Regions from separate parts of the Homo sapiens genome. Here region 1 is linked to region 2. Evidence: read pairs that join two places in POLR2A ChIA-PET (ENCODE). Cell type or tissue: GM12878. All regions are shown on one strand. Each heading gives the region's core, and the rest is flanking DNA. Links, peaks and the distances in the headings are about the cores only.

Region 1 (10,894 bases), core at 3,499-5,998, 260 kb before region 2:
CGCATGCCTGTAATTCCAGCTACTCGAGAGGCTGAGGCAGGAGAATCGCTTGAACCCAGAAGGTGGAGGTTGCGGTGAACCGAGATTGCGCCATTGCACTCCAGCCTGGGCAACAAGAGCAAAACTCCGTCTCAAAAACAAAACAAAAATTAACCCGGCGTGGTGGTGGATGCCTGCAATCCCAGCCACTTTGGGAGACTGAGGCAAGAGAATTGCTTGAACCTGGTATGTGGAGGCGGCAGTGAGCCGAGATCACACCATTGCATTCCAGCCTGGCAACAAGAGTGAGACTCCATCTCAGAAACAAACAAACAAATCACTTTAACAAACAAACTATAAAGTACTTACCATACATGCCAGGCACTCTGCCAGGCATCCTGGGCAATTCAAAGATGATTTGCCTCTGGCCTGCTTAGAGTGGCTTAGATGGAAAATTCCATTTCATGACCTCTCTTTCCTCCATGTCTTCTCAGACCTGTCTAAACTGGTAAGCGCTGCACCCATTCAGGTTGTGGGTAACAGCTGAGATTGCAGTGTGTGTCCCACACTGGCATCTACAGGGCTCCAAGAGTCTGAGGATGTGGTGGGGGCCATGAGTTCCGTACAATACATATTTTTTGATGCTAATTTTTAAAGATCTTAATAGAAGTGAATGCAGCATCATTTGGTGACCACTCCAAAACTAAATCCCTGCCCAGGAGTGAGGTACCTGCATTTGTATTTACAATCTTTTTGTCACCAAGGAACATATAATTGTCCTGGTCTACTGCCAGAAGAGTGGGGTCTGAAAAGGAGAGATCTTGGCAGACGAAACTGTGACACCACCTTGTGCCAACTGAACACAAAGATTTCAACTAGTTAGAGAAGAGGCAAGGAAATCACTGAGCCATTAGATGCCCCCCAAGAATACAGGGATGTCAAAATTAAACAAAACAACAAAACTGCTGCCACAGCAATGAGTGCTGTTTCATAGAGAGCAGCAATTTAGCTTCAACAAACAAGATCAACAGTCCTGTGAGGTAACATTTTAATTTTGTTGGCTTTGTGATTTGTTTTGTTTGTTTGTTTGTTTTTTGAGACGAAGTCTTGCTCTGTCGCCCAGGCTGCAGTGCAGTGGCATGATCTTGGCTCACTGCAACCTCTGCCTCCCAGGTTCAAGAGATTCTCCTGCCTTAGCCTCCTGAGTAGCTGGGATTACAGGCGCCCACCACCATGCCCTGCTAATTTTTGTATTTTTAGTACAGAGAGGGTTTCACCATGTTGGCCATGCTGGTGTTGAACTCCTGACCTCAGGTGATCGGCTCATCTCAGCCTCCCAAAGTGTTGGGATTACAGGCGTGAGCCACCATGCCCAGCCTGTGATTTGTTTTTGACTTGTAAATTTGTTTTTATAAATCAATGCATAAGAGCTATGAGTATAAAGGATTAAATATGGAGTTTTGTATTTGTAAGCAGCATTACTATAGAAAAAAATTTAAGGCAATAAAGGGGGTCCACAACATATTTTCCCCTGAAAAGGGGTCCAGGCCAGGCGTGGTGGCTCACACCTGGAGTTCCAGACTTTTGGAGGCTGAGGCGGGAGGGTTGCTTGAGCCCAGGAGTTCAAGAGCAGCCTGGGTAACATAGTAAGACTCCATCTCTAAAAAAATTTTAAAAATTAGCCAGGTGTGGTGGCATGCATCCGTAGTCCCAGCTACTCAGGAGGCTGAGGCAGGAGGATTGCTTGAGCTGAGGAGTTCAAAGCTACCATGAGCCATGATGGCACCACAGCACTCCAGCCTGGGCAACAGAGCGAGACCCTGTATCCAAAAATAAAAAATAAATTTAAAACTGTTCATATGTTGCTGAAGCTTAAAAACACTCAGGTGACAGCAAAGGGAACATTTAGCCACACCGGGCATTGGAGGCTGGTTGCCTGTTCACAGAAGCACAGGTGAAAGAGAATGAAAAACTGTTCTGTCTTATATCAAGAAACCCAAGTTACCTGAAGAATGGACTTCAGACCCTTCTCCTGTAGCTTATATAATAATTGAAACAAAACTAGATTTCTCTTGCACACATGTTTTGGCTGACATTTAATTTTTTCATCATATGTTAATATAGTCACAAAAGACATACTTTATGTTGTAAAAATTGGATTTAAAGAACTGTTGGAGTACTCTTTTACATATAAATAACGGAGTCTAAATACCATGAGCGTTGAAAACCATCAACATTGACTTAAAAAGGATGTGGACCTCTGTTGCTTAACTTTCAGAACTGTTTATAATTTCTTTCTCTTCTTGAACCCACATTTCCATTGTACTTCTCCCATGGAATTTTATCCCGTTGCAATATCTTTATGCTTCAAGGCATTAATCAATCACTCAGTCCTGATTCTTTGCCACAGAAATATGCCCATAAATTGGAATTTCAAGCTTTTTAAACTTTCAGTAGCCATAGGGTACTAGGCATTAATTTTTATCTGGACTGATTTATTGCTATAATTGTTATTAGTTTACAATTCATCAAAACAACATAAATATATTTCAAATGTTGACATATAATTATTATATATAAAAGTAAACTGCTGTTGAAAATGTCTCTCTAGATATGGATTTATCTATAGGTGAATATTACTTATTGCTGGAGTAAGACAAGGTTCAGCTTCAATTCTATTCCTAGTTTTCATTTTTACACATGTAAGCTCTAAAAAAATTTTGTTCTATAAATAAATGGCAGGCACTTTGTTACAACAGTGACATCCAACTCTTTGAACTCTTTCCAAGGGATATTCCAAAAATCACCTAATAATCCCTCATCAAAAATTAAAAAAAATCCATCATCGGCCGGGCGCCGTGGCTCACGCCTGTAATCCCAGTACTTTGGGAGGCTGACGCAGGCAGATCACGAGGTCAGGAGATCGAGACCATCATGGCTAACATGGTGAAACCCCATCTCTACTAAAAATACAAAAAATTAGCCAGGTGTGGTGGTGGGTGCCTGTAGTCCCAGCTACTCGGGAGGCTGGGGCAGGAGAATGGCGTGAACCCAAGAGGCGGAGCTTGCAGTGAGCTGAGATCGCGCCACTGCACTCCAAGCTGGGTAACAGGGCGAGACTCCGTCTCAAAAAAAAAAAAAAGAAAAAAATCCATCATCAAAAATTGTTTTTAGTATTCTATCAGGTGACAACTCAATTAGCTTCTCCTTTAATTATAATAAAAGCCAATACACTCTCCCTAAAAAAGGAAACCATCTGATTTACAAAAGATTCAAAAGATTTGTTATTCAATCATTGGAGTCATTTAATTTTCCAACTTTGGGAAAAATAACCAAAAATGATGATTAATTATATCTATTTATTCTTACATTTAGGCATTTTGTTTCACCCACTGTTACCAGAAAGTGTTAGGGAAATCTAAATACTGTTAATTTCAATATGCCTTTGCCAATAGACTATTTTTGATAAAATGCTTTTACCTTATCAAGGGCTTTACATCTATTTTATTTGAGACATTGGAGCTGCTAATTTAGTTCATTTAATTTATGGAAAATGTCTGTCATCCTATGAACAAATTGATAAAGTCAATCCTCATTGTCTAACCAATCAGTGAAATTACTGAGGCTTTCTGTTAGAAACAATCCGCCCTCATTCCTCAATTCAAGTGAATGTGTTAAGATGTGTCTCTGAGACAGTATCTCACTTCAAAGAGTGCTGTGGGATAAAGCTTACAGACTTGCCACCCACTGCATGTGAGTTTCTCTCCTTGCTTGCTTTCTCTCTGGTGGCAAGTTCTCTGTCAATACTTAGGAGATAGAAGAGGAGAAACAACAGTTTAAAACAGTCTGAGCATCTAAGTTGGATTAAAAAACTCCATCTCTGAAGCTATGTTTTCCTTTAACAGAAATATGTGTGACTGCAAGTTTATGATGTTTTGATTAAACACCAATATGTCAAATTGCCCTTGGCTTGATGCTCTAGTCTTTATGTTCTGGGGCACCCACAAGAGGTGCACTTTTCTTTTGTAAGGAGGGAGAAGAGCAGTTGTGAATGGGAGGTTGGCAAAGGAGACCTGGTCCGTTCTCAGCAGGTCAGTATCTGTCAAAATTCTCAAGGAAGTTGCAGATCTGGAAATCTGTTTGCATTAACCCAACTCTAGAGTGCCTACGCCTGTGGAGGCCCACAGACTTTTGAGGAGAGGTACAAAGAGTTGGATTAACAAAAATATACTCCCAGATCCCCAACTTCCCTGGGAGTCTTGCCTGATACTGATGTTCCTCTTGCCTGAAAGAGTTCCTACCACCACCCAGAAGGTTAGCAAAGCAACCCTCCTTTCTATTCTATAGGGTTTATGAATGAGGACCAGAGGCTTCCAGACCCTTCCCTTCACCCCTACCCCAGACCTGCACCCTCTCCAACCACATGCTCAATGTTGGGAAGAGTCAGGTGCATGGTGCCTTTAAATATGAAACTTAGAATGCAAGTTAGGACCAACATGATTAAAATATTCTTTTTTTCTTTTTGAGACAGGGTCTTGCTCTGTTGCCCAGGCTGGAGTGCAGTGGTGCAATCATAGCTCACTGCAGCCTCGACCTCCTGGGCTCAAGCTATCCTCCCCACCTCAGCTTCCTGAGTAGCTGGGACCACAGGCATGCGCCGCCACCCTGGCTAATTTTTTTTTTTTTTTTTTGTAGAGATGAGGTCTTGTCATATTGCCCCTGCTGGTCTTGAACTCCTAGGCTCAAGCAATCCTCCCACTTCAACGTCTTAAAGTGCTGGGATTACTGGTGTGAGCCACTGCACCCAGCCTAAAATATGGTTCTGATTCTAGTAGACAATGAGTTTTCTGGAATAGTAGTGCAAATTTTAATCCAACCTAAAAAAATTCAAAATAATTATTAGTCAATATTCTAATTCACATTGTGGAGGAAAAACTTTTTGCTAGATTCACACGTCAGTAGTTTTATAAGCAGGCGTGAAAACACAGTAGTCAAGAAAAGGAAACCTCAATCAAGTAACAGCAGGAAGCCTTCACTCACTCCACCTCCAGTAGCCTTTAAAAACAGAAACAAGGGGCCGAGCGTGGTGGCTCATGCCTGTAATCCCAGCACTTTGGGAGACTGAGGCAGGTGGATAACTTGAGGTCGGGAGTTCAAGACCAGCCTGGTCAACATGATGAAACCCCATCTCTACTAAAACACAAAAATTAGCTGGGCATGGTGGTATGCACCTGTAATCCCAGCTACTTGGGAGGCTGAAGCAGGTGAATTGTTTGAACCCAGGAAGCAGAGGTTGCAGTGAGCCAAGATTGTGCCAATGCACTCCAGCCTGGGCTGCAGAGCAAAACTCCATCTGCAAAAATAAAAATTAAAAAAAAAAAAGAAAACAGAAACAAGCAACATATGACACACAAAATACACCTCTCCTCGAGCAAAGGCTAGAGCATTTTTCCAAGATGGGTTTTTCTTGAAGTTTGTTTCAGAGGGAGTAGAAAGGCCAGGAATCACCGCAGATGCACTTGAGCCCCACTGGGAAGGGAGACGGCCTTATCTCGAGCACTGGCTTGGAGGATGGGGGCTGGGAATATGTAGGAGGGAAAAGAAAAGAATGAGCTTGTCAAGTTTTGGTTGTCTCAGTGCTTCTGAAATAGGTGGAAATTATAGCTCAAGTCCCTTCACCATGGGAACATCTGGAATATAAGTACTTCTGTGCACATTAAGAGGACTATTTATAGTTTTCTACGAATGTTAGGGAAGGCAATTATGTAAAATACTACTATATTATTAGGTATCTGAAAAATACCAGGCTTGCAATAACTGTTTGCAAAGATCTAAAAGCGATTCAGACTTTCACAGATCTGTCTTCTCCAAGTCGGTAAGTACTGGTTTATTTTCCTGATGCAGCAACACCACTCAATTTGAGCTCAAGTCTCTGCTGACACCAACAAAGTGATGTCATCAGGCGTGTTCATCCTGCTGGAGTCCTGTTGGTGCTGGTTATACCACTTGAACTGAGGAAATGTAAGCCCACTTCTGGGATTATCTGGAAAATCCTCCAGCACAGAACTGTGGCTGTTTCATGACCAAGTGGAAGAGGCTACAGATTCCCACAAAGAACTACAGGCATGAGGAGCTTGCTCTTTAGACACTGAGGTGTCTTGATTATGAAGACCTTCTGAGGGTGGCTGGCAACTTTCTGACTTTTAAATATCTGTACCTCCTCAACACTGGCAGCTTTTCAATTATATGAGGTTGTCATGTTAGGTTTCAAAGCATATTTCTGTGGTTGTTACAGCCCATGAGCCTGGGGCAGCGATGGTCAAGACTCTGGTCGACACTTGGGAAAAGCCATTGAGATTTGGCCCTTTGATCGCTTTACTGGTTTTGGACAAGTTTTGTTTTAGTGTCTTCCAAGAATTGATGGGAGGTGGGAGGAAAGGCAGGTGAATGCTTTGATGCCTAGGCTTCAGGTGTCTCCATAGCACTTAACACCGGACGGCTGTGTGTGTGCACTCAGCACTTGGAGACGTAGGGTTTTGGGGGCTGACAGGTGCTTTCCTGTCTCTATCTCATCTGGAAACTTTTCAGGGACATGATTAATAAGCCTAGGATTATTTCATGCTAGCTTATTGTAGGGAGATCTGTATAATATTGTAGTGAGGGTTTTTTTTTAAGTAACTAACAATGTAATTATAAATTACATTTTGCTCTAAGTTACAGTTATATGTATATATGTGTTTGTCTAGACAGATAGATAGATAGATAGATAGATAGATAGATAGATAGATAGATAGATAGATGATAGATAGATGGCTCTTTTGCTTTTGCGTGGCTCTGAAGGTTTTATTTTTCAGGCACTTTGGGAAGTGACCTAGTATGATGGAAAGAGCATGGAATGGAGATCCAGGAATCCTGGGTTTCAGTCTATGCTTTGAACTCATTCGCTAGGAGAATTTTCGTAAATTTCCTGGCTTCTCTAGGCCTTGACTGCATCTGTAAAATAAGTGACTTTGATGCTTGGGGATTCCTGGGATCACTCCTACGCCTAAGTTGTTTGTTGGTGAGATAAACCATACTGTTGGTTCATTCAAGCAACACCCCTGGCCAGGGAAGGGCTTCAACCCACAATATGGAGAAGGAAATTAGACAGCCAGGAAGCATGGGAATAGAGATAGACATAAGTACATACGTCATGGTTTTGTTGAAATAAATAGGAAAAAACTGGAAACACTGCCATGGTTAAATAAATGATCAACTGTCATAAGATGAAATAATATGTAATCATAAAAAGTATTATAAAGCATTTAATTATACAGAAAAAATCCTAATATGCATTAAGCTGTCAGAAAGCAGGCTATAAATAGTCTATCCAGCATATTCTCATTTTTGAAGAACAAAGGGGTTAGGATGGGACCGGGTGTCCAGGTAAAAGAATATTTTGGCAAATTTACAACTCAGAGTTGATTTACACATGGTTTTGCCATCATATACTGGAGCTTTTTCTCCTTTGAAATGTCTCCACTGTAATCAAGCAATTTTCTAAAGCAACACAAGACAATTAACAGTTCCTACCAACTCTCCACTCCACTGTTGCTTTAGGAAGCATTTCCCAGGCCTATTAAACAAGAACGTGAACGCTGCTCTCACGCAGAATAGGCGTGTGTTATACTGAGGGGTCCTCTTTTCTTGTCCCTTATTCTTTGAATCACATATTGAGAAACTGCTAGCAAAGAAGAAATTAAATTCCAGAGTAAACCAGTAGAGCCGTGAGAAGAGAAAAAGAGACATGAGAGAAAAGTTGTCTAAATCCTGTTCACTTAATAATGAAATAGAAAAGCGTAGGTGTGGAAGAAGGATTATGGAGCTGTTAGGGAGCTGGTCATCAGAGTGGCAATGAAACCACTGGCTACCAATGGAGAGGAGGAGGAGCACCATGCTTAGAAGGAAACCAGCAACTAGAAAATCCAAGAATGTAGCTTGGAGGCCGCTCATAATGCAGCCTCCTCAAGCATGTGATTTAATTTCATCTTGAACCACCCAAATCCTCTCTTGAATATTAAATTCCACTGAATGGTATTGTTTGCGGAACTCTCGTCTTCATCCACAAAAGAGGAACAAAATTACAAAGGCTGAAAGTAATTACATTTTCAATAACCTGAAGCTACTAATTCTTAAATGGGTCTTCTTAATTTCAGGGCACAGTTTTAGAAATATTTAACTATTATCTCTCCAAACTGCATTTCATTTTAGCAGTTGAGGATTGAGCAATTGATTGGTTATTATTTCTGCGAATCAAAAATATGAGAATATTTAAAATACAATACCCCCACGCTCTAAATCAAACACAAATGCAAGTTAAATGTCTGAGAGAAACTATGTTTCACTTTCCCAACATCATGGCAGACCTGAGTGCCATGTCCTGGCAGTTTAAGGAAAGGTCTGAAGGCCTTTCCTCAAACGCCAGTGAAGCCGGGATGGTTGAAGGGCGCCAGTCCTGCTGGATCCTAGGCTAAGACATGCATGTCCCCCACGTGGTGTCACCTCGTCATTCCTGAGAATCGATGATACCTTCCCTGTGTCAGACACACAAGAACTGACCTTCCACCTTCTCAACTGGAGCCTGAACTTTCTGCTTTTGGACGTATAAGCACAGCGTGACACAGTAGACAAGAAAGAGGGAGGCTTCCTTTTGTAGCCTAATGAATCAGTCTCCCAACGAGAAGACGATTCTCTAAGAAAAAGCCACCCCAAGGGTCCCACTTAATAGTAAATTATTGTTTTAGTGCATCGAATTGTACCCTAGAGGCCCAAAGGAATTACGATTTTACTTTTACAAAGTGATTTACATAGTGGAGTGTAATCTGTCTCCATAAATCTGAAGCCTCTACAAAACAAGCCACTCCTAAGGTAACACAAAGCAAGGCAATTTCAGTTATATAGTTATTTACCACCACTCAGCTCAGCTTCCCTCAGAGTCAAAGATAGAGAAAATAAACACAGGCCTTTTCTTCATTCTGCCACATGAAAGACCATTTTCTCATGTAATGCAAAAAAGGAAGGGGAGTTGCTGTAAGAGAAGAACTCCCTTCTCTCTCTCTTTCTCCCTCTTCTCTTTCTTTCTCTCTTCTCTGTCTCTCTTCTCCCCTCTTTCTTTCTCTCTCTCTCTTCTCTTTCTTCCTCTCTCTCTCCCCCTCCCTCCAGCCCTTCCTCCCTCTTTTCTTCTCTCTCTCCCTAGGCACAATCCTGAGATGCTTTCAGTTTGGTATGTTCTCAGACACTGCCAGGAAGATTTGCAACGAACATGAGTTCTTGTGCCCACAAATGATGGAACAAAGCATGTCTTACTTACAACATAACTGCTCATTTCACATTTATCTGCCTGTCCTTTGGTTTTGCAATTTGATGCATAATTGAAAGGTGAATTTCAGGTTCGATTAGGAGGAGAGTTCATTACCTTGAACACAGAATTGGTAGCTGAAAACAGATTTTAAATAAGGTCAATCTTCTGTGAATTCAAGTACTGTCTTGAGTTCACAAAACTCTTTTCAACTTGAATATTTATTGCGGGTATTTCCCCAAAGAACATTTGTGGAAGTTGCTGCTGCCAGAAGCTGAAAATATAGTTCACTTAAAAGCAGCTTTATTTATGCAACATTCACGCCTGTAATCCCAGCACTTTGGGAGGCCGAGGCGGGCAGATCACGAGGTTAGGAGATCGAGACCATCCTGGCTAACATGGTGAAAGCCCGTCTCTACTGAAAATACAAAAAAATTAGATGGGCATGGTGGCAGGTGCCTGTAGTCCCAGCTACTCGGAAGGCTGAGGCAGGGGAATGGCGTGAACCCAGGAGGCGGAGCTTGCAGTGAGCTGAGATCGCCCCACTGCGCTCCAGCCTGGGCAACAGAGGGAGACTCCGTCTCAAAAAAAAAAAAAAAAAAAAAAAAAAAAAAAAAAAAAAAAGACCCTGTCCCTATTTATGCAACTTGAGAATACTTTTGTAACTATTTTTATTGATTGAATGTTCAGTCCATTTTCTTATTAGTCATGTTCCACCCCCAAAATGAAGAGGGGGGATAAGACGCTGTGTGCGTAGAAGTATCAAGTTGGACAGAACTGTATTTAGAAAGAGATGCTGGAAGTCTGGAAAGGGCTGCCCATCTGTATAGTTGACCTCAATATATGGTCGTCTGTATAGTTGGTCAACTATATATGGTCAACTATACAGCTATAAAATATGGTTGACCACAATAAGGCACTGATTAAATTCAAAATCATAAGATACACGCACTCAGATTTATTCAGACAAATTGTTCCTCTTCCTGAAAGATGTTTTTTTAAGTCTGAAATTTCAATAAGAAAAGGATTCTAATCATTTCAAAGATCTTTTTTTAAAAAAACCTTCTTTCCCCTTCCCACCTCCCCCAATCCTTCTTAGTATATAGATGAAAACTCCAGCCACCCAGCCCCAACTTGACAGGTTCATTTTGTCTCCACCTGGGTTGTGCAATATGGTAACTTCTGTCCTTATGTAGTTATTAACCACTTGGAATGTGATTAGTCCCAATACAGAAGCTCTGTGCACACCAGATTTCTAAGACGTGTACAACAAAAGGAATGGAAAACATCACATTATATTTTAATATTGATTATGTGTTAAAATGATATTTTTTGATATATTGGATTAACAAAAATCTTAAAATTAATTTCTCCGTTTCTTTTCCTTTTTAAAACATGGCTACTAGAAATTTTTAAATTACACCTAGGGCTGGCGCTGTGTCTGTATTACACTGTGAGAAAATATACGGGCTCCTTAAAGGGAAACATCCTGAACATTGTCACCTACTCCTCCCCCTCTCCTTCCGCTGATGTCCCTCCCTCCCCAGCATGCTGCCCTCTTCCCATCCTCATCCTTCC
Region 2 (10,894 bases), core at 5,679-8,178:
ATGAAAGAAGTCAGCAAACGCCCCTGAAGGTCTCTCTGCCTATTTAACACACACACATTCACAGAGAAGGTGCCATTTGGCCTGGGCTTGAAGGATATGTAAGAGTTTGTTCAAAAAAAAAGAGAAAAAAACAAAAAAGAAAGAGATCTTGTGCTCCTTCTCTCTCTCTCTCTGTGTGTGTGTGTGTGTGTGTGTGTGTATTTTACTTTGATATTGCTGGGATTCCTCTCTTTCACTACAGTCTGGACTGAATCATTTCACACAAGTAAATTTTTCAGATGACTGAAGCCTAAACTTTTAAAAAATTTTAACCATTTGGAATGGAGATATTTCTGTAACTTACTACTCACTTTCCCTGAACTCTTTGACTCTTCCTACAGAAAATAACTCTGTCTTGATGACTCAGTGGCATCATTAGGAATCACTAAGATTGTCCTGTGCTACGATCCAGCGAGAACTCCAGGAGCCGTAGAGATCTTTGTGACTGCCTGCCCCACGCAGAAGAGCCTCAGAGACTCCTGAGCTGGTTTTAAGAGCATTTTTGTCTTCTTCCTTGCTGTCAGACTCTAAAATAATTCTTTGAATAATTTACAGGCCTCCATTACCTCCTCTGTCAGGTCAATTCTAATTTAATATATTTGCTGTTTCTATTGGCTGGGTGGGGAGTGGAAATGACAACCAATTTTTTGAGAAAATGGACTTTTAAAAAAGCAAATGGTATGGAATATTATTCAGCCTTAAAAAGGAATGAAATTCTGATGCATGCCATGACATGGGTGAACTCTGAAAATATGTTAGATAAAACAAGCTAGACACAAAAGGACAAATATTGTCTGATTCCACTTATGGGAAGAATCAAATTCTTCCTCGAAGAGTCAAATTTATAGAGACAGAAAATAGAATAGTGGCTACCTAGGACTGGGGAGAAAAAGAAACAGGGAGTTATAGTTTAATGGGTAGAGTTTCCATTTGGAATGATGAACAAGTTCTGGAAACAGATGTCAGTAATGGCTTACATAATAATGGTTTATGTAACAAAGTAAATGTGCTGAAAGCCACTGAACTATACATTTAAAATTGGTGGAAAACGTAAATTTTATGTATATCTTAACTCACACACACACCACATACATACATACGTATGCATATTTATACAGATATATTTTTACATGAACTGGTTGAGAAGGTTGGCTGAGCTCTTATGAGCAATGGGTATGAACTTTAGCATATGTACTTCATGACATCCCTCTGCACAGAAGGGGCTGAAATGACTTCCTAGTTCCTAGTTGTGATTCACACCGTCATCAAGAAACAATGATCTCCGAAGGCGCTAATGTATTTTGCAATCATAAAGATCTTTTACTCACAAATTACAGTACTGGCGACAAACAGGCACTCCGAGCTTCTTGGAGAACATTATGAATAATCCCAAAGAGAACTGAGCTCCAGAAGGGGCGGGGCTTTGTCCTTTTCACACGGGAAACCAGTGCGCCTGTCCACGGCACAGAATCCAAATCTACTCTTCCCTTCTCCTGAGATCAAACTCTAGAACTAAGAGGTCACATGTAAAGCTGTTAAAAGAACAAAAATACTGATTATCTGAATTCATTAGGATCTTAAGGATATGTAAAAACTACATAATGCAGTCTTTTAAATATTACAATGTTGGGTTATGTCTTATAAATGAAATATTTTAGGTAATATTGGACGAATATTTTTAAAGTAGTCTGGTCTATAAAAGAGAGGAGGCCAGGTGTGGTGGCTCACGCCTGTAATCCCAGCACTTTGGGAGGGAGGCCGAGGCAGGTGGATCATCTGAGGTCAGGAGTTCGAGACCAGCCTGGCCAACATGATGAAAACCAGTCTCTACTAAAAAAAATACAAAAAAATGAGCTAGGCGTGCTGGCAGGCGCCTGTAATCCCAGCTACTCGGGAGGCTGAGGTTGCAGTGAGCCGGGACTGCACCACTGCACTCCAGCCTGGGCAACAAGAGCAAAACTCCTTCTCAAAAAAAAAAAAAAGAGAGAGAAAGAGAGAAAGAGAGAGAGGAAATAGTTGGTGGCTTGTTCAGTTCAACTAACACAGAGCCTGGGGTTTGGGGAGCCTGATGGTGAACTCTGTCTTGCTTAATGAAAGGTCACTATTGTCCCTCTGCCCGAATAATAATTTCCCTTCCTTTTTGGCTTCCTTATGAAATACCACGAAGCTCTACTCTAAAAAGTCATAACATGTTGTGCCCAGGGAAGATGTTGAATTGAAATTTTTTAATATGTGCTTTATTAAACAAACCACTTAAAACATTATTTTTGTCCTTCTGAAGAGTGACTTATTCTGCACATGAATTCAGAGTGAGTTAAATATTCAACCTATATATGTTTCATAACACAAGAGATATATAAATAAATGAGAAAGTAGGGGGGAAAAAGAGGTTTAGTAAGGATGCAGTAAGAGTTTCCTATCTTGTCAGAATTTCGCGTTTAAGTTTCTTTTAAGAAAGTAGTTTCCTGGCCCATGCTGAAACTCCCTTAGCCCTGCAAATAACACAAGGGCATCCTGTTCAAATGTTATTATGGAAACACTGTGCTGTTCTGGGCCAAATGTATCCAAATTAAACTGAGGGGGATGGAAATAACTCTCCCTTGATACGCCCTGGTTGCTGAAGGTGGGTTTGTTTTTAAGTAGAATAAAATGTACAGCTGAATATAAAAACAGATACATCCTCATCTTGTAAACCTGAGTGACATGTCATTCCACCTCTGGACTCTAGAAGAAAAAAAACACTAAGGTCATGCCTAAAATAAAAAGAGTGAAGGGAAAAGGATCATACCAGAGGTAAAACCGCAGACTTTCCCCACCTTTTTATTAAGGTATTAGGCAGGTTACAATTTGACAGTGAGATCATTTCTCTGGAACCAGGAAGGCACTGTGGGTTTGTTTTTCCAACGCACACTCTGACCCCTGTAAGAGCTTCTGAATCAGGTGTCTGGTCTTGGTAGGAACCAGTGATTAGTACTTATTTTTCAAAGGCTATTTAAACAGACTCTAGGAGTCAAAAGGGAGACAGAAAAAAAAAGTTGTTTCATTTATTTTTTAACTATGAGAGAACTTAAAATTACATGTTGTAGGAAAGATTTCACCTTCTAGTTATTAAAATAAAGATGACTAACTGGCTTCCTAAAGAACCCAAAAGGTCACATGCATAAAGTTGTTCTTTTGTAATATGTTTCTGTTTAAATTTTTGTTTTAAAAATTTAAGTTCCAGAGGACATGAACATCACTTGGATTGCCTAAATAAAGGATGCTGGTTTTGCCTCTTACCAGGCAAAGTCAATTGACTTTGCAGAACCTCTGTTTCCGCATCTATAAATCCACTTCCTGCCCTCAGGGAGAGGTTATTGAGGTTAAATAATCTCCTATCCCTAAAAGTGTTAAATCCAGGGTCTGGCACATATTGGGGTTCAATAAATATTCATTTCCTTCCTTCCTCCTGACTTTCGGTGACTGAGGCCAATGACCAATGTTGTCATAAATGGAAATGGGGAAATGAGAAGGATGAGTAGGTAAGGAAAAGATTGCGCTAAACATTTTAGCCAAAAATAGTAAAAGTCTCTTTAAGTTCATATTGTTCATGGTAACTCATTTTAAACTGATGTAAGGGCTATATTATACTAATACATTTATTATTTTTAAGGTACAACACTGTTTTCAACTATTAATGAAGAAAAACCCATTAAATCTCCTCTGTGTAAACTTGTAGTACTGCTTGAAAAATCTCAAAGACCAAGGAAGAAGTTAATATTGTCCCATCAGCACCCTTGCACTGCATTGCCCTGTTTTCATTACTTTGTGGCCCTTATGTTATATTGTTAATTTTTAAGTTGTTTACTTTTCTGACTTCCTCACAATGTGGGATTCACAAGAGATGGGAGAGTTCTTAACCTGTCATGTTTTCTGTTATAGCTCCAGCCCCTAGAACAATGATTGGCCCAGAGTAGGCTCTTTACAGTAAACAAATATTTATAAATATTTGTTGATTGAATGAACTTGCAGTAACATGCCCTTTACTACTGCGGAAACCCTACTGATGAAGGCTCCACCATTTTCAACATTCAAAAAACATGTACCAAATATTTTTGGTCACCTAAAAAGAGGAGCCCAGTGTTATTTTTTTAATTTTATTTAGTTACTAAAGGAGATAGTGTCTCAGTCAATGCTCTATGAGCAAATTTAAAGACTCTGAAGGACTTCTTCATATTTATTAGTGTTTGTTCTTTTAATTTTTTTGTTTCACATCCTTTTTAAATTTTTTAAACTTTTAAGTTCAGGGGCACATGTACAGGTTTGTCACATAGGTAAACTTGTTGGATGTTGTTATACAGATTATTTCATCCACCCACGTATCAAGCCTAGTACCCATTAGTTATTTTTCCTGATGGTCCAATGCGGCATTTTCTTGGGAAAAGAAAAAAGAAAGATGGAAGAGCAACATTTACAGGACTACACTTACGGGCACTTCCGATTAAAGCTAATTACAACCTTTGAAAATAATAAATAAGGACTCTGAGGAATTCAAAGAAATAAAGGCAGCAAACAGCATGCTAACATAACACCGTTGCTAGTCAGGTGTCAACAAGCAAAAACAGTCACACATGTTCATCTAATTCCAATTGGCCCCTGTTGAAAGGGGCTGTTTTACAGGGCCTTCAAGTGTTAGAGACCTCGCACGTCAATCCTACTACTGTCCCTTCAGCTCATGTCCAAGCCCGCCTGGCTCATAAGCGCATCCTCACAGGGTCTTGAGCTGATGGTAGGCACCAAATGGAAGCAGCTAGATCCCCCTCTGCTGCAAGCATGAGAAACGCTGCAAAGGCTGAATCGAAGAAGGGAAAGTAACCAGAAACAAAAGACTGCATTCCAATTTCCCTGAACATTTTTGACACAGAAAGCAGTAGAGTATACTAGTTTTCAAAATGCAATATATTTCAGTCTCTACTAAGCAATCTTGTGTCTTTATGAACACATATCCAGAGAAGCAGCACAGGATAAAGAAATATCTACGGGATTCCCAACCCAGGGAATGAATATCAGCTCTTCCTGTGCTTATTGGCTCGTACACACCTTTGTTGGGCGAACTTTCTTCTTTACATGGGCATAAACAAATAACTAACAGTGTGTGTGGGGAGGAAAGTAGGGAGAAGTTGGAATACAATATCTGCCTTGCTTAGGGTTGTTGTGAAGATCAAATGGGCCAACAGATATGGAATTTTTTTTTAGAAACTTTAAAATCCTACGTAAAGGCAAGAAACCACTGTCATTTTTTTCACCCGGAAAAAAATTCTATGAAAACTGCCTTTCATAATTGAATTCTTTCCTCAAATATACTTTTATTAACTGATAGTTAATAAAGATTTATCACACGGTGAATTCTAACAAAAATAGTTTTTAACCAGACAATTTTTTAAAAGTGAAATAAGAAAAAATATATATTTGTATAAGGTCAGGTGAGGTGACCCATGCCTGTAATCCCAGTACTTTGGGAGGCGGAGGCAGGAGGATTGCTTGAAGCCAGGAGTTTGTGACCAGCCTGGGCAACAAAGTGAGATCCTGTCGCAAAAAAAGATAAGACAGACATTATCTAGGTGTGGTGGCATGCACCTGTAGTCCCAGCTACTCAGGAGACTGAGGTGGGAGGATCACTTGAGCCCCGGAGTTCGAGGCAGCAGTGAACCGATATGGTGCCACTGCACTCCAGCCTGGGCAACAGAGCAAGACCTTATCTCCAAAAACAAACAAATAAACAAACAAACAAAAAACACAAAAAAGCATTTATATATAACCAGAACAATGACCACATTCTTTCCAAGTTGTACAGAAAGACCAGCAAAGCTGAGGAAGAACTGAGCCATGTTCTAAAGCATTCAGTCAATCATTACCTCTTCCAAAAAATCTCTCCACTCTAGTCCTAATCATTGTGCAAAGCTAGCAATTTCTTGCCGTTCCCACTACCATTCCTCTAGGTCAGGCACTTGATCTCTTGCCCGTTTGCTGAAAGAGCCTTCTATCTGGTCACTGATTTCTCCCCCGTCTCATTAACGGTCTGGAGTGGAGTCAGGGTGACGTATCTGAAACAAACTCTTCCAGGGTGGGCCACCTCTAGCATCATCTTTCTGACCCACCCACTTGCACTCTCCACTCCAGCCAGGCTGAACTCCTCAGCTCCTGCAGTCCACCATGTGGCCGCTTGCCTCTGGCCTTTGTTCCTGAAGTTCTGCCTGGGGCCACACTTGGTTCCTCCCACCCACTTCACTACATTGATTCCTGCTCATCCTTCAGGCTTCAGTCCCCTTCCTGGGAAGACTTCCTTGACTCCAATAAATGCCACCACTATTGCTGCATCTCTTCTCATAGCTTTAAACATGCTCTCCTGCAGCTGATGTTGAATGGTCTTCACTCCCCCAGACCAAGCTTGTCCAATCCATGGCAGGCTTTGAATACAGCCCAACACACATTTGTAAACTTTCTTAAAATATTATGAGGTTTTTTTGTGCTTTTTTTTTTTTTTTAGCTCATCAGCTATCATTCGTGTTAGCGTATTTTACGTGTGGCCCAAGACAATTCTTCTTCTTCCAATGTGGCCCAGGGAAGCCAAAAGATTGGATAGCACTGCCCTAGACTATCAGCCACGCCGCTCTGGCTCTCACTTCCCACTTCCCCAGGGCCTGGCTCAATATTTTTTTAAAAGTATGGTATAAATGAATAACTGATCTCTTGTTCTGTCTGCTTTAATCATGTGACTGAGTGCAAAAAAACAATTACCCACTTAAAAACACAGAGATGCAAGTGAATCCTTTGCCATAACAATGAGCCCACTCTTTATCAATACCCTGTTGTGCCAAACAGGTAGAGAGGTTTTAAAAAAGAGTCAAGTATCCCAACTCATATTAAATTTCCCCATATTCTCCATATTTTAAAAGCACTGGTTTAGTCATGGGTGATGCCCTTTAAGTATTCCGTACAAAAGGTATTTTCAAATTCCAATGACATGTACTTTCATCGGTTAATTTTTAATTGAGCCAAATATTAAATGTTCACATTAACCAGACAAAGCATTTTTAGCTACTGATTTGCAGTGACAGCTTGTGTTATTCTCACACACAGGCCAAGCATGAAATAGAAAACTAATAACCCCTTAACTGTATTCTCAAAGTATCATTTATGGGAAAGAAAACTACATTCAAAGGAAACTTGTGCAATGGCTGTCATTTTTTTCCCTGAGCCACAAGCTGTTACAAAGCAGGAGAGCTCATTTTCTCACAGATACGGACAAGCTCAAGAATCCCACTGTCACTGGATGTATTCATTAAGAAGGAATCTGGCAGCAGCACAGGGGACAGATACTTTGGAGAACAGGCCAATTATCTGGGTGTCCTTTATAATTTGAAGTTTCTGAATTCACTCATAGATAAGCTGCTTGAAGAGGGCCTGGCAATGGGAACATAATGCACAGATGGCCACTGAAGAAACAAGAGGGAGGAAGGGAGGCTGGAAGAGAGAAGAGAATTTGCTTGTGGTTTCATTCATGGGGACAAATCTACAAGCTGACACATTCATCTTTTTAAAAAGCCCCTGGAGAAGTATGGTCAAGCTTCACTACAAGTAAACAAATCAAAATCTTTCTCAAACAGATGACAACTGATGAGCAACAATGCTTTGAGTTTGCTTCATGCTAACGGATGAGGGTTCTCAAAATACAAATTCCATCAGTTGTTAAAACCACAGATAGGCTGTGATGCTGGCTTGAACCAGAATAGAGAACTCAGCCAAAAGCTGCCAGGCCAATGGTTTTATGTAAGACATCCCAGGTGGTCTTCTTGTTGAGCAGTGTCTTTAGAAATGGAATCTTAGGTTCTGTCGCCTCTGGGAATGCCGCACTGTACTGACTTCCACCTTCAATTGGCTGCTTATTTTTATGGGAGAAGAACGAGGGGATCATTTATCCTTGTGACTTTTGTGCTGCAGTTCTTTTTATATTTGAGCTACAACACTGATCAGAGTTAAAATCCACCTTGCTCCCACTGTGAGAACCTTGGGCCAGCCCTGCTTTCTATAATGATGGGGTGATGAATAATCTCAGCCTTCAAAACCTTTTCAGTCTGGGTTAGGCTTGAGATGTGAAACAAAAGGAATGAGAGCAACTAGGCATATGTACATACACTGTGTGTCTACAACCTTCGTATAAACAGATAGAATGTGACAACCAGCAGGCTGGTATCTATATTAGCATTAAGGACCAATAAATGTCAAATGTTTAATATAGAGCAAAATCTAGATTTCTCTTCAGGAATAAATGATATACTTTTTCAATTCAATGAAAAGGATGAAATCAAAACACTTAATAGGTATTTTTCTTCTTTCATTTCTATTAAATATTAATGAACCTGTAGGATGGGACATTTCAGACACACACACACACACACACAAACACACACTATAATAAAAGAAGTAGGAGAAAATTAGCTGCTTAGGATGAATTGCTCAGAATGCCCTAACATAATCATTTTATTCATTCATTCAATAAACAGTCATTGTGTGTGCCTATTACCTACTATGCTTGGTGCCAGGTTGAATTTAATAGAAGAAATATTTTATTAATAAGGAAGTCTCAATGAGAAAGGACACCTTGATTTTGTAAGACCTAGAGTCACACATAGAGGATACTATTAGGATATTTGGAACAATACTAATTTGACTCAAGTTGAAGTACTCATTAAGTTGGCAAACTGGTAGTGGGAAGCCAAGCTTTGAACAGCAAAGCTGCAGGTTAACCACCTTAACCCAATCCATGCAAGTCTACAGATTACCTTTGGGAAAAGGTGGGGTGCAAACAACAGTCGCAAACTAAGACAGCATCAGCAGTAGCATTTAGGACCACTTAGGGCAATGAAAGAAGGCAAAAGAGAAACCTACATGATTCGAGGGGAAAGACATATTATGGTTCAACCTCAATTTTTCTCTTGAGATCCAGATCCTTATGTCTAAGGCTTACTGGGCATTTCCACTTGGATATCCTACTGGAATGTCCAAAATGAAATTCATCACATGTACGCCACAAAGCAGTAACTGTTGTTATCTTTCCTTTCCCTCTGGAAGACAGTATCATTTTTTGAGGCAGCCAGGATGGCACTTGAGTCCTGATTCTTTCCCTCCCTCATTCCTCACATTCGACCTGCTGTCAGTCCTTTGATTCTACACGTGCAGTGTGCCCACATCTGTCCTGTCCTTTCTGTTCCAGGTGCTTCAGACCTCATACCTGGTCTCCCCCGTCCAGGCTCAGTCACTGTCAATCTTCCTCCCACGCACACATCCTGCCTTGTCTGAGAACCTTTGCAACATCCTTTCAACATCCCTGGTACAGTTAAACGCAGCCATCCTTCAGTAACCTCAGGGGATTGGCTCTAGGAACCCCCAGTGGATACCAAAATCTGAAGATGCTCAAGTCCCTGATATTAAATGAGTAGTACTTGCATATGCACATCCTCCTATATACTTTATTTTATTTATTTGTTTGTTTATTTATTTATTTTTTGAGACAGAGTCTCGCTCTGTCCCCTAGGCTGGAGTGCAGTGACACGATCTCGGCTCACTGCAACCTCCGCCTCCTGGGTTCAAGCAATTCTCCTGCCTCAGCCTCCCGAGTAGCTGGGATTACAGGCGCCCACCACCACACCTGGCTAATTTTTCTATTTTTAGTAGAGAAAGGGTTTCACCATGTTGGCCAGGCTGGACTTGAACTCCTGACTTCAAGTGATCCACCCACCTTGAGCTCCCACAGTGCTGGGATTACAGGCCTAAGCCACTGTGCCTGCCCTACCCCATATATTTTTGATCCAAAGTTGGTTGAATCCATGGATGTGGAACCCAAAGATAGGGAGGGCTGTCTATACAAGTTTCACAACTTAGTATGCAGTGGTAAGTTCTCAAAACTATGGATTTATCTCAGGAGAGTTCTCCATGCCCCAGTCAAATCAGACTCTCCACAATTCCCCAAACACACCTCCCGCATTCATGCCTGCTTTGACGCCTCCAGTTTCCACTACCTGAAAGACCCTCTCCCCGTATCGCCTGCCTGTTCTCTAAAACTTGTCTCAACATTATCTCCGGCATGAAACTCTTCAGATACCACTGTAGCTGGGTTGGGCCTCTCTGTCTACTACACATTGTCCAGGATTACAGTGATTTGTATCCTTGTCTTGGTCTCCTACTGATTGGTAAGTTCCTTGAAGGCAAAAGTTATCTTAGACATTTTTTCGCTTAACTAAAACACCTAGCATAGAGCTTTGCATGGTGTAGGGCCTCAATAAATGTTTTTTTCAATGAAACAAGTTAGTGTGCATGTTTTCCTAAATAACCAGATTCTAAAACCCCTCTCCATGACCATCACTACCCCGGTTCCTGGGAACCCAGGGTTAAGTTTTGTGGACAATTGCTCATTTCCCTCAATTAGGACTTCTTCAAATCATTTTCTTCTTATACTATCACTTTAATGTTTAGTAAGTGGCTTTGTCTCCCTGTTCTTATAATTTTGTTATAAAATACCTCAAAACCTCTCTGTGTGTCTTCAGTGTGTGTGTTTTTAAAGATGCTGGCAGGAATCCATAAAGGATATGGCTAGGAGATAGCCCTGAAATTTTACATCCAGAAATGCCAATGCTGCCATCCTTTATGGACTCGCTTTTTTTTTTTCAAGAAGATAAATCAATATTTAAAGCTGATGATATAATTTGTACTTAATTTTATTCCTATTTTAATTGTAAATCAGATATCAATATATCTGAGATATAGCATTGAACTAAGAAGACTAAGTTTATGTGTCTCATGTTCTTTTAGAAAATTC

The links. ChIA-PET counts read pairs that join two places held together with the same protein. Peaks named below come from ENCODE experiments on the same cell type or tissue, not always from the same donor. Only the 100,000 strongest peaks of a DNase experiment are listed, where the experiment ranks them.
Region 1: POLR2A ChIA-PET joins it to region 2 with 7 read pairs; 2 of 35 experiments call an interaction of 5 or more read pairs at or near these places.

Annotation. Positions count from the first base shown.
Region 1 is chr18:63,046,193-63,057,086 of GRCh38, forward strand. No RefSeq gene overlaps it. Among named protein-coding and RNA genes, the nearest start is that of BCL2, 270 kb to the right of the region's middle. In GM12878, for the core only: no CTCF peak of the experiment used is centred there; a DNase peak (open chromatin) is centred at 4,971.
Region 2 is chr18:63,300,295-63,311,188 of GRCh38, forward strand. The region is part of intron 2 of BCL2 (BCL2 apoptosis regulator); the gene reads right to left. Among named protein-coding and RNA genes, the nearest start is that of BCL2, 14 kb to the right of the region's middle. In GM12878, for the core only: no CTCF peak of the experiment used is centred there; no DNase peak of the experiment used is centred there; H3K4me3 peaks cover 628 bases; H3K27ac peaks cover 1,397 bases.